3 separate regions of the Homo sapiens genome follow, and all the other regions are linked to region 2. Evidence: read pairs that join two places in POLR2A ChIA-PET (ENCODE). Cell type or tissue: Panc1. All regions are shown on one strand.

What was found. ChIA-PET counts read pairs that join two places held together with the same protein. Peaks named below come from ENCODE experiments on the same cell type or tissue, not always from the same donor. Only the 100,000 strongest peaks of a DNase experiment are listed, where the experiment ranks them.
Region 1: POLR2A ChIA-PET joins it to region 2 with 5 read pairs; 3 of 35 experiments call an interaction of 5 or more read pairs at or near these places.
Region 3: POLR2A ChIA-PET joins it to region 2 with 5 read pairs; 6 of 35 experiments call an interaction of 5 or more read pairs at or near these places.

Annotation. Positions count from the first base shown.
Region 1 is chr10:86,593,040-86,597,039 of GRCh38, forward strand. No RefSeq gene overlaps it. Among named protein-coding and RNA genes, the nearest start is that of OPN4, 60 kb to the right of the region's middle. In Panc1, no CTCF peak of the experiment used is centred here; no DNase peak of the experiment used is centred here.
Region 2 is chr10:86,503,752-86,507,751 of GRCh38, forward strand. The region is part of intron 2 of WAPL (WAPL cohesin release factor); the gene reads right to left. Among named protein-coding and RNA genes, the nearest start is that of WAPL, 16 kb to the right of the region's middle. RefSeq lists an enhancer at 1-461. In Panc1, no CTCF peak of the experiment used is centred here; a DNase peak (open chromatin) is centred at 2,500.
Region 3 is chr10:86,587,027-86,591,026 of GRCh38, forward strand. No RefSeq gene overlaps it. Among named protein-coding and RNA genes, the nearest start is that of OPN4, 66 kb to the right of the region's middle. In Panc1, no CTCF peak of the experiment used is centred here; no DNase peak of the experiment used is centred here.

The DNA of each region.
Region 1 (4,000 bases), 89 kb after region 2:
GATCTAAAGGGACAGGAGAGGGCGTTGGATAATGAAGGCACATGAAGTTGGGGGGTACCATGCAGGACAGAGGCTGTGCTCAGGTGAAGGCAGTGGGGCCTGTTTATGGGGTGTGATGTCAGGCCCTTGGGACAGGCCTGCTGGGCCCTGAGGGGCAGCCCAGGGCCCTGCTCCTGTGCACACTGATAGCTCAGCATCCACACCCTGGATAGAGACCTCCAGCTAGGACAATGTCAGGACTTGGTGGCCCAGCAGGCTTCTGGAGCAATGCTGGCCAAGTCCTTCCCTAAACAGCATTTTTCCATGAGTGACCCTGGGCTCCCCTGCCTATCACGTCTCCTTCAGAGAACCACAGTGCACATGCACAGACTAAAGGCTCTTTGAAATCCTGCTGTGTGGCTGGGCGTGGTGGCACACTTCTGCAATCCCAATACTTTGGGAGGCTGAGGCAGGAAGATTGTTTGAGCTCAGGAGTTGTAGACCAGCCTGGGCAATATAGCAAGACCCTATCTCTACAAAACATTTTTTTTAAATGTAGCTGCTCATGGTGGTACACACCTATAATCCCTGGTATTTGGGAGACTGAGGTGGGAGGATTGCCAGAACCCAGGAGTTCGAGCCTGCAGTGAGCTATGATTGTACCACTGCACTGCAGCCTGGGTGACAGAGTGAGATGAAGGGAAGGGAAGGGGAGGGGATGGGAGGGGCAGGGCACAGTGGCTCATGCCTGTAATCCCAGCACTTTGGGAGGCCCAGGCCGAGGCGGGCGGATCACCTGAGGTTAGGAGTTCAAGACCAGCCTGACCAATGTGGTGAAACCCCATCTCTACTAAAAATACAAGAGTTAGCCAGGCATGGTGGTAGGCACCTGTAGTCTCAGCTACTTGGGAGGCTGAGACAGAAGAACTGCTTGAACCTGGTAGGCAGAGGTTGCAGTGAGCCAAGATCATGCCACTGCACTCCAGCCTGGGTGACAGAGTGAGATTCTGTCTCAAAAAAAGAAGAAAAGAAAAGAGAGGAAAGAAAGAAAGGGAAGAAAGAAAGAAAAGGAAGGAATGAAGGAAAAGGATGAAAGAAGGAAAGGGATGGAGGGGAAAGAGAGAAAGGAAAAGAAAGAAAGAAAGAAGAAAAAGAAAGAAATAAAGAAAAAGAAAGGAAAGAAAGAAAGAGAAAAAGAAAGGAAAGAAAGAAAGAGAAAAAGAAAGAAGAAAGAAAAGGAGGAAGAAAGAAAAGAAAAGAGGGAGGGGGAGAAGGAAGGAAGGGAGGAAGGAGAAGAAGGAAAGAAGAAAAGAAAAAGGAAAAGAAAGAAGAAAGAAAACGAAAGAGGGAGGGAAGGAAGGAGAGGGAGGGGGAGGGAGGGGGAGGGAGGGGGAGGGGAGGGGAGGAGAGGGGAGGGGAGGGGAGGGGAGGGGAGGGGAGGGGAGGGAAGGGAAGGGAAGGGAAGGGAAGGGAAGGGAAGGGAAGGGAAGGGAAGGGAAGGAAGGGAAGGGAAGGGAAGGGAAGGGAAGGGAAGGGAAGGGAAGGGAAGGGAAGGGAAAAGCAAGCTTCCTAGGAAGGCAAGGGAAAGGAAAAGCAAGCTTCCTAGGCAGGACAACTCAGCAGAGTCATGGCATTAGGAGAGGACATGATGCAACAGTCCGTGGAGGTTGTGGTTGCCAGGGAAAAGGGGCAGAGGGAGGTTGAAATATACAAAGTTTATTGGAGGATGACATAAACGTCCTGGAATTAGATAGCAGTGATGGTTCTATGACAAGTTTGTCCAACCAGAGGCCCGCAGGCCACATGTGGCCCAGGACATCTTTGAATGCGGTCTGGCACAAATGTGTAAACTTTCTTAAAACATTAGGAGATTTTTTGTGATTCTTTTTAGCTCATCAACTATCGTTAGTGTTAGTGTATTTTATGTGTGGCCCAAGACAATTATTCTTCCCATGTGGCCCAGGGAAGCTAAAAGATTGGACACCCCTGTAATGTACAAGATTGTGAATATACTAAAAATCTCTAAATTGTACACTTTAAAATGGTTAAAATGGTAAATTTTATGACTTGCGAATTTTTTTTTTTTTTGTGATTGAGTCTCACTCTGTTGCCCAGGCTGGATTGCAATGGCGCAATCTTGGCTCTCTGCAGCCTCTGCCTCCCGGGTTCAAGCTATCCTCCTGCCTTAGCCTCCCAAGTAGCTAGGATTACAAGCACGTGCCACCAGGCCCAGCTAATTTTTGTATTTTTAGTAGAGATGGGATTTCACTGTGTAGGCCACTGACCTCCTGACCTCAAGTGATCTGCCCACCTCAGCCTCCCAAAGTACTGGGATTACTGGCATGAGCCACTGCACCCAGCCAACTTGTGAATTTTGTCTCATTTTTTGTCATTGCCTGTTTTGGTTTTGTTTTGTTTTGTTTTTTGAGACACAGTCTTGCTATGTTACCCAGGGTGGTCCTGAACTCCTGGCCTCAAGCGACTCTCCTGCCTTAGCTTCCCGAGTAGCCGGGACTACAGACAGTGCTAAATTTGCCCAGCTTAAATTGTATCTCAACATTTTGAAAAAAGTTAAAGACACCACAATCCATGGTGACCTGACAAGAAGGAGCCAGGGAAATAAGCACCTGACAGCCCCACTCCCACTCCACTTTCCAGATACCCGCTGGTGCCTCCTGCTGACAGAACGCACCTGGGTCAGGGCACTGACACACAATGTGTTTGGATCTGCCTCCCAAGGGACAGGGCAGGGTGGAGAAATGCAAGGGTACACCTGGGGAAATAAATAGAAGGATATTCAGTAAAGCTCCTTGGGTAGCATTTTAGAAGTTTCTAGTAACATTGACACACTGACACTGTACATGTAATGTAATTCAGCAGTTGTTGATACAAGTCAGGGCCTCCCTGGGAAAGGAAGGAATGAGGGGGCCAGTGAAACCAAACCAAGTTGGAGACCTCATAAAGTTCAGGTGCTGGGGTGCACTAATTCTCCCTATTGACTCAGTCATTGAGTCACTTGACTTGTGATTTGAAGAGCTGAAAAGAAGGAGTTCTTCCATTGGACAGCCAAGCCCTGGCTGGTGAAGAGCAGATATCCTTACCTACAGGCCCATGGCAGACACAATACCATGTGCTCACCAAACCGATTTATTTTTCTCCTGGGCACACAGGAGAGCTATGTTTCCCAGCCCCCTAGCATCATGTCGAATTCTGGCCAATGGAATGCGGGGAGAAGTGATGTGTGCCTTTTTCAGGGGTGGCTCTTCAAACTTTTCATGCAACCATCCATGTTCTCCCCTTGCCTACCAGCTGGCTGGATGCAGGAGAAGAGTCCAAGATTCCTGGGGACAGTGGAGTTACTGGATAGAGAGCTTGAATTCCTGACTCATTGCTTGCAGGAGAGCTGCTTAACTGGGCACATCTGGGTTGGACTTGGCATGAACCAGTGGTGAGAAATGAGGTCTCAGTCCAACAGCCAACGGGGAATTAAGGTTGGCCAACAACAACATGAGTGACCTTGAAATGGGAGCCTCCTCCAGTTGAGCCTTCAAATGACTGCAGCCCGTTGGTGGCACATGCCTGTAGTCCCAGTTACTCAGGAGGCTGAGGCCGGAGGATAACTTGAGCCCAGGAGTTTGAGGCTGTAGTTATGACATTATGATTGTGCTTGTTAATAGCCACTGCACTCCAGCCTGGGCAACAGAGTGAGACCCCGTCTCTTAAAACAACAACAACAACAACAACAAAACTGCAGCCTGAGCCAATATCTTGTCTGCAACCTGATGAGAGATACTGAGGCAGAACCCAGTTATGCTGCTCCTGGATTCCTGACCCCCATAACCATAGATAATAAATGTTTGTTGTTTAAAGCTGCTAAATCTGGGGTTAATTTGTTATGCGGAGATAGATAACTAATACAGTAATACAGTTCATTTGTCATTTTTTTTGTTTGTTACAGTGGGTAAATCTTGGACCCATTTTGGAACCTGTTTTCATTCAAGGTGTGAGGTGTAGACCAAAC
Region 2 (4,000 bases):
CAAAAAAAAAAAAGAATACACACATGAAAAATGCTTATCATTAGTTGCTAGGGAAACACAAAAGGTAAATTCCTTAATATACCAAGAATCCTTACACATCAGTAAGTCCAATGTCCCAGTAGAAAATGGCGCTAGGGGCCAGGCACAATGGCTCAGGCCTATAATGCCGGCTCTTTGGGAGGCCGAGTCAGGCAGATCACTTGAGGCCAGAAGTTCGAGACCAGTGTGGCCAACATGGTGAAACCCTGTCTCCACTAAAAAGACAAAAAAAACCCAGCCAGGCGTGGTGGCACATGCCAGTCGTCCTCGCTACTTGGGAGGCTGAGGCACAAGAATTGTTTGAACCCAGGAGGCAGAGGTTGTAGTGAGCTGAGATAGCACCACTGCACTCCAGCCTGGGCAACAGAGCAAGACTCTGCCTCAAAAATAAATGAATAAATAATAAGCCAAGAACACAAAGAAGCAATTCATTAAAATATATATCTATAATGAATTAAATAACTTATGAAGGATACTCAATTTCACTCACAATTAAAACTCAAAGTAAAACAAAGCTGAACTATATTTATATAAGCCCTCGGTATGTGCCTGGTAGTATTCTAAATACTTTCTATTAATTTATTTTATCTCAAAGCAACCATCAGGCCAGGTGCGGTGGCTCACGCCTGTAATCCCAGCACTTTGGGAGGCAGAGGTGGGCAGATCACGAGGTCAGGAGATCGAGACCAGACTAGCTAACACGGTGACACCCCATCTCTACTAAAAAATACAAAAAATTAGCCGGGCGTAGTAGCACACACCTGTAGTCCAAGCTACTTGGGAGGCTGAGGCAGAAGAATCGCTTGAACCTGGGAGGCAGAGGTGGCAGTGAGCCCCGTCGACAGAGCGAGACTCAGTCTCAAAAAAAAAAAGAAAAAGGAATAACAGGGACATAGCAGTACGTGCTTATAGTCCCACCTAGAGCTACCCAGGGCACTGTGGCCAGCGGTTCATTTGAGGCTGCTGTTATGATCACACCTGTGTGAGTAGCCACGCACTCCAGCCTGAGCAACACAGCGAGGCTCCATCTTGACAACAAAAAACAACAAAAAATAGGAATAAAATTGATGCCAAAGAACTTTTTTGTCCAAAACCTTTATATACTTTAGCAATAACATTCATTCATATATATATAAACTAACTGAAAAAAGCCCACTCATCTCTTAAAAGATACATTTCCAATAAATTTTATCTTTAATATATACAGCATTCAAGTTTGATTATAGCATTCAAGTTTGATCAAATATTCTGAGAGCATTTGATTAAAAAAATAAAAGCACTGATAACTGTGATCATGATGTAGTACAGAATTATTTTTAAAACAGTTTAGAGCACTACAGTCACATAAAATTCCTAAAAGCTGTAGAGTTTTTTTTTCTGTAGAGACAGGATTTTTTTATGTTTTTTTTATGTTGCCCAGGCTGGTCTCAAACTCCTAGACTCAGGCGATCCTCCCATCTCAGCCTCCCAAAGTACTGGGATTACAAGCTTCAGCCACAGTGCCCAACTCTTTTTTTTTTTTTTTTTTTTTTTTTGGAGACAGAGTCTTGCTCTGTCAATAAGGCAGTGGTGCAGTCTCCACCTCCCACGTTCAAGTGATATTCTCCTGTCTCAACCTCCTGAGTAGCTGGGACTACAGGCGCGAGTCACCATTCCCAGCTAATTTTTTTATTTTTAGCAGAGACGGGGTTTCACCATGTTGACCAGGCTGGTCTCAAACTCCTGACCTCAAGTGATCTGCCTACCTCAGCCTCCCAAAGTGCTAGGATTACAGGCATGAGCCACCGCGCCCGGTCACAGCCCTTAAAAATTTGAATTTAAATGCATATACATATTTTTGTACCAGCCTCGGCTCTTAAAAATTTGAATTTAAATGCATATACATATTTTTATACCAAGAATTATGAAAAGGATGACCACTAAAAGACTAAACATAAATACTATAATCATTAGGATAAAATTCTGAAGGGGAAGTAGGATAGAAATACAATTTCAAAAAGAACAAGGAACACTATATTCTGGCTATTGAAGAGCATGTTCTTGTATTTTTTTAAACATACGAAAGTGAACAGTTTCTGGGGCATAATGGGGACTTGTAAGAAAGAAAAATTATTAAAGAAAAAATTTTAAAAAGAGAATGAACAGCAAGTAATTATGGCATTTGCAAGCAAGAAAATAATTATGGGCCAGAAGCACTGGTTCATGACAGTAATACCAACACTTTGGGAGGCCAAGGTGTGAGGACTACTTGAGCTCAGGAGTTCAAGACCTTGTCTCTACTAAAATCAAAAAAAATTAGCTGACTGTGATGGTACACACCCGTGGTCCCAACTTCTCAGGAGGCTGAGGCAGGAAGATTACCTGTGCCCAGAAGATTGAGGCTGCAGTGAAACATGATTGCATTACTGTACTCCAGTCTGGGCAACAGAGCGAGACCATCTCCAAAAACAAAAACAAACAAACAAACAAACAAAATACTTTGAGGGTGAGGAAGGAGGAAGTGATGCATGAAAGAACTTCTAAACTGGCTGGCACAATTCTATTTCCTAACTTAGGTAATGGTTACAGGAGTGTTCCTCTTCTAATAATTAATTAAGCTAGACCCTTTTGTGTGGTTTTCTGTTTTATTTTACAATTTAAAAAAGTTAAAAGAAATCACTATGACATCTAAACTGCATGTTATATTTTAAAATGTCAATATTGGCCACGTGTGGTGGCTCACGCCTGTAATCCCAGCACTTGGGGTGGGAGGGGCGGCAGGCCAAAGCAGGGGGATCACTTGCATCCAGGAGTCAGAGACCAGCCTAGGCAACAAAGCAAGACTCTCTCTACAAAAAAAAATTTTGAAAATCAGCCAGGAGTGGTGGCACGTTCCTATAGTCCTAGCTACTCAGGAAGTGGGGGTAGGAGGATCACTTAAGCCCAGGAGTTTAAGGTTGCAGTGAGCAATGATCGCACCACTGCACTCCAGCCTGGGCAACAGAGAAAGACCTTGTTTCTAAAAAAAATTAAAAGGACACCTGGGGTTCATTCTTTCTACCACTTCTTTGCCCTACACTGGACTAAGGGTGCCTCTTTTCCTGCAGCCCTCCCTACTATTTCAGAGCAGGACAGTTTGGGGACACTGATATGCTGACTCTCCAGAGCCTCTTTATAAAATGATTACTCCTCCACCCTGTTATATAAGAGCCCCTTCTTGGCTTCTCTGATTTTCTTGTGTAAGACTAAACAAATAATAATAAAAAGACAACAAAAATAAGTAAGGAAAGATTTAAAAAAAAAAAAAAAAAGTAGTGGCCGGGCATGGTGGCTCACACCTGTAATCCCAGCACTTTGGGAGGCCGAGGCGGGCGGATCACCTGAGTTCAGGAGTCCAAGACCACCCTGGCCAATATAGTGAAACCCCGTCTCTACCAAAAATACAAAAATTAGCCAGGTGTGGTGACAGGCGCCTATAATCCCAGCTACTCGGGAGGATGAGGCAGGAGAATCGCTTGAACCCGGGAGGCAGAGGTTGCAGTCAGCCAAGACTGTGCCACTGCACTCCAGCCTGGGCGTCAGCGAGACTCTGTCTCAAAAAAAAAAAAAAAAAAAAAAAATTAAAGCCCCTTCTTTTAAGGCTTGTGCTAGTTACCCTCTAATCTTCCTAATACTTGTCATCCAACAACCTCTTATTCAACCTCTTATTCACTGTTCATGTATTTAAGGATTTTACACCATATTTATAATCTACTCCTCCATCCCAATTTTGCTATCACACTGAATTCCACCAAATTCCAACCCTCTGATTTCCCAGTTCTTTAACCTTATCTCATCATCAACAATCTTCCGCATTCCATCTCAGCCACCAGTTCTCAGTTGCATCCAGAAGCTTGCCGTATATCCTAAAATGCTTCACTTCATAAACATTAAAATCAGATAGCCCACTGTTTTTTTTTTTTTAATCACAACCTACCAACCA
Region 3 (4,000 bases), 83 kb after region 2:
CCTTGGTTTAAATCTCGAGAAGAGGCTGGGGACGATGGCTCATGTCTGTAATCCCAGCACTTTGGGAGGTCAAGGCGGGAGGATCACCTGAGGTCAGGAGTTTGAGACCAGCTTGCCCAACATGGCAAAACCCCGTCTCTACTAAAAATACAAAAAATTAGCCGGGCTTGATGATGGGCGCCTGTAATCCCAGCTACTTTGGAGGCTGAGGCCGGAGAATCACCTGAACCTGGGAGGCAGAGGTTGCAGTGAGCCGAGATCGCACCACGGCACTCCAGCCTGGGTGACAAGAGGGAAACTCTGTCTCAAAAATAAATAAATAACTAAAAATAGGCCGGGCGCTGTGGCTCTTGCCTGTAATCCCAGCACTTCGGGAAGCCGAGGCAGGCATATCACCTGAGGTCAGGAGTTCGAGACCAGCCTGACCAACGTGGTGAAACCCTGTCTCTACTAAAAATACAAAAATTAGCCGGCCGTGATGGCACACGCCTGTAATCCCAGCTACTCAGGAGGCTGAGGCAGAATAATCGCTTGAACCTGGGAGGCAGAGGTTGCAGTGAGCCGAGATATTGCCATTGCACTGCAGCCTGGGCAACAAAGCAAGACTCTGTCTCAAAAAAAAAAAAAAAAAAAGAGTTGTCACTAGGGCCCTGGACCTCCTTGCCAGCTATTGTGGGCCCTGTTTGTGGAGATCATGGTGGGGGCAGGCCATGTCTGCAGATGGGCAGGCTGTGATTACACCTTAGGGTCCAAACTCCCATCACTCTCTGAAGTGGCCCTCTATAATGATGCTTGGGCTTTGTCTTAGACATTTTACTTCTGGCTGGGTGTGGTATCTCACACTTGTAAATCTCAAATGATTTGAGAGGCTGAGGTGGGAGGATTGCTTGAGGCCAGGAGTTGGCGACCAGCCTGGACAATATAGTGAAACCTGGTCTTTAAATGCATAAATAATAGAGGCCGAGCGCAGTGGCTCATGCCTGTAATCCCAGCACTTTGGGAGGCTGAGGCAGATGGATCACTTGAGGTCAGAAGTTCGAGACCAGCCTGGCCAACATGGTGAAACCCTGTCTCTACTAAAAATACTAAAATAAGCCAGGTATGGTGGTACACATCTGTAATCCCAGCTATTCGGGAGGCTGAGGCAGGAGAATCACTTGAACCTGGGAGACAGAGGCTGCAATGAGCCAAGATCGCACCACTACACACCAGCCTGGGCGACAGAGCAAGACCCTGTCTCAAAATAATAATTAATAATAATAATAATAATTCTAAGAATCCTAAAGAAATAGCACTGAATGTGCACCACAGTTTATTTATAAGGCTATTTATCACAGCATTCTTGGCAACACTGAGCAATTGGAAGTAACCTAAGCCATCAGCAATAGGACAGGACACTAGATCCATGGAACCATATCCTGGGCAGCCACTAAAATGGCGGTGACGGAGAATTGTGTGGGGAGTTTGAATGTGGTTGTGTAGAGTGACTAGTCACCTTTATTTGATTATTTGTACCCTTTCCAAATTTTCTACAATAAAAATAAATAATTGTTGTAAACAGGCAAATAAGTATTTTAAAGAATTTACCTTTGCTTAAGATCAACCAATCTAGAATCAAATGAAGCCGCATTAAAAAGCTTATTAGTAAGTCATTTGTGATTCAGATATAATGAATGCCTGTGAACATCCTAGGGGATCAACTTGTTTTCTACTGTCTCCTTTCATCCTCACCATACTCCTAAGTTTGGTATTATTATCCCCAGTGTACCAATGAGGTCCCGGGCTCAGTGGGTGGTGACTTGGCCAAGGTTACATGACAAGCTTAAGTGAAAGAGACACTAACTCTGGCCAAGGTGTTGAAGAAGACTTTGACTTCGGCCGAGCGCGGTGGCTCATGCCTGTAATTCCAGCACTTTGGGAGGCTGAGGCAGGTGGATCACGAGGTCAGGCGATAGAGACCATCCTGGCTAACACGGTGAAACCCTGTCTCTACTAAAAATACAAAAAAGTTAGCGGGGCATGGTGGCGGGGGCCTGAAGTCCCAGCTACTTGGGAGGTTGAGGCAGGAGAATGGCGTGACGTGGGAGGCAGAGCTTGCAGTGAGCTGAGATCGCACCACTGCACTCCAGCCCAGGTGACAGAGCGAGACTCTGTCTCAAAAAAAAAAAAAAAAAAAAAGACTTTGACCTGAAATTTGGAGCAGCGGAGATGTTTGTTTGTTAGAAGAGCTCGGGTGCATCAGGGACTATTCCAGGAGAACAAGAAGAACCTAGAGCATGATGCAAGCATATTCGGTAGGGCCTTTCCCACAATGTCCTGGGCAGTTTTGCTGGGGCATCCTAGGTGTGGCACCAAGAGTTGCCCATCAGGATGTGTTATTCTTGCAAATTTCTTTTTTTTTTTTTTTTTTGAGACAGGGTCTCACTCTGTCACCCAGACTAGAGTGCAGTGGAAAGATCTTGACTCACTGCAACCTCTGCCTCCCAGGTTCAAGCTATTCTCCTGCCTCAGCCTCCCGAGTAACTGGGATTATAGGCGCCCACCACCATGCCTGGCTGATTTTGTATTTGAGTAGAGACAGGGTTTGACCATGTTGGCCAGGTTGGTCTCAAACTTCTGACCTCAAGTGATCTGCCCTCTTCAGCCTCCCAAAGTGCTGGGATTACAGGTGTGAGCCACTGCGCCTGGCCATTCTTGCACATTCGAATATCATGAAGCATTTTCCTAGCTTGGAAGCAAGATAATCCATCACTATCTATCCTCTTTTTGGTCTACTCTTCCCCCATCACAGGCTATATTTATATATCTGTCTTAGCCCATTTGTGTTGCTATAAAGGAACACTGGGGCTGGGTAATTTATAAAGAAAAGAGGTTTCTTTGACTCACAGTTCTCAGGCTATACAAGAAGCATGGTGCTGGCATTTGCATCTGGTGAAGGCCTCGGACTGCTTCCATTCATGGGGGAATGTGTCACGAGAAAGGAACAAGAGAGGAGGAGGGGCCAGGCCCTCTTTAACAATCAGCTCTCACAGGGACTCATAGGGAAGACTCACTCACTCCCAAAAGAATGGCACCATGCCATTCATGAAAGATCTACCCCCATGACCCAAACACCTCCCATTAGGCCAGACCTCCAACACTGGGGATCAAATTTCAACATGAGATTTTAAGGGGGGGCAAATATCCAAACTATATCAATGTCTTAATGAGAGGTCAGCTTGATATAAAATAATGTAAATGTTAAAAACGTCTCTTTATGGCCAGGTGCGGTGGCTCACACCTGTAATCCCAGCATTTTGTGAGGCCGAGTTGGGTGGATCACCTGAGGTCAGGAGTTTGGGACCAGCCTGGCCAACATGGTGAAACCCCGTCTCTACTAAAAAAAAAAAGAAAAAATTAGCTGGGCGTGGTGGTGGGCTGTAATTTCAGCTACTTGGGAGGCTGAGGCAGGAGAATTGTTTGAACCCAGGAGGCGGAGGTTGCAGTGAGATCGAGATCATGCCACTGCACTCCAGCCCGGGCAACAAGAGCAAAACTCTGTCTCAAAAAAAAATGTCTATTTAAAGTTGCAAGAGGAGAGGCTTGACTTGGACAAAGTAGAAGGAGACAGGTGGCTCTATAACTAAAAACAGAGTGACTACCCTTGGGACCCATCTCAATTTTTTTTCCCTAGACAGTCTTCAGACTTCAGTAAAATTAAGTGTGTGAGAGAAGACACTGGGAATATTGGCTTAGCTGAGAGAAGTGAACACCCTGCAAAATGAAAACGGGTGGGACTCCTTCCCAGCAAAAGCCCAGTCACTCCAGAGGGCCAGCAAGGGAAAAGCCAAGTGTTGCCTGGAAACCAGGTGATATGATTTGGCTGTGTCCCCACCGACATCTCATCTTGAATTGTAGCTCCCATAATCCCCACATGTCATGGGAGGGATTGGGTGGGAAGTAATTGAATCATGGGGGCAGGTTTTTCCTCTGCTGTTCTCATGAAAGTGAATACATTTCA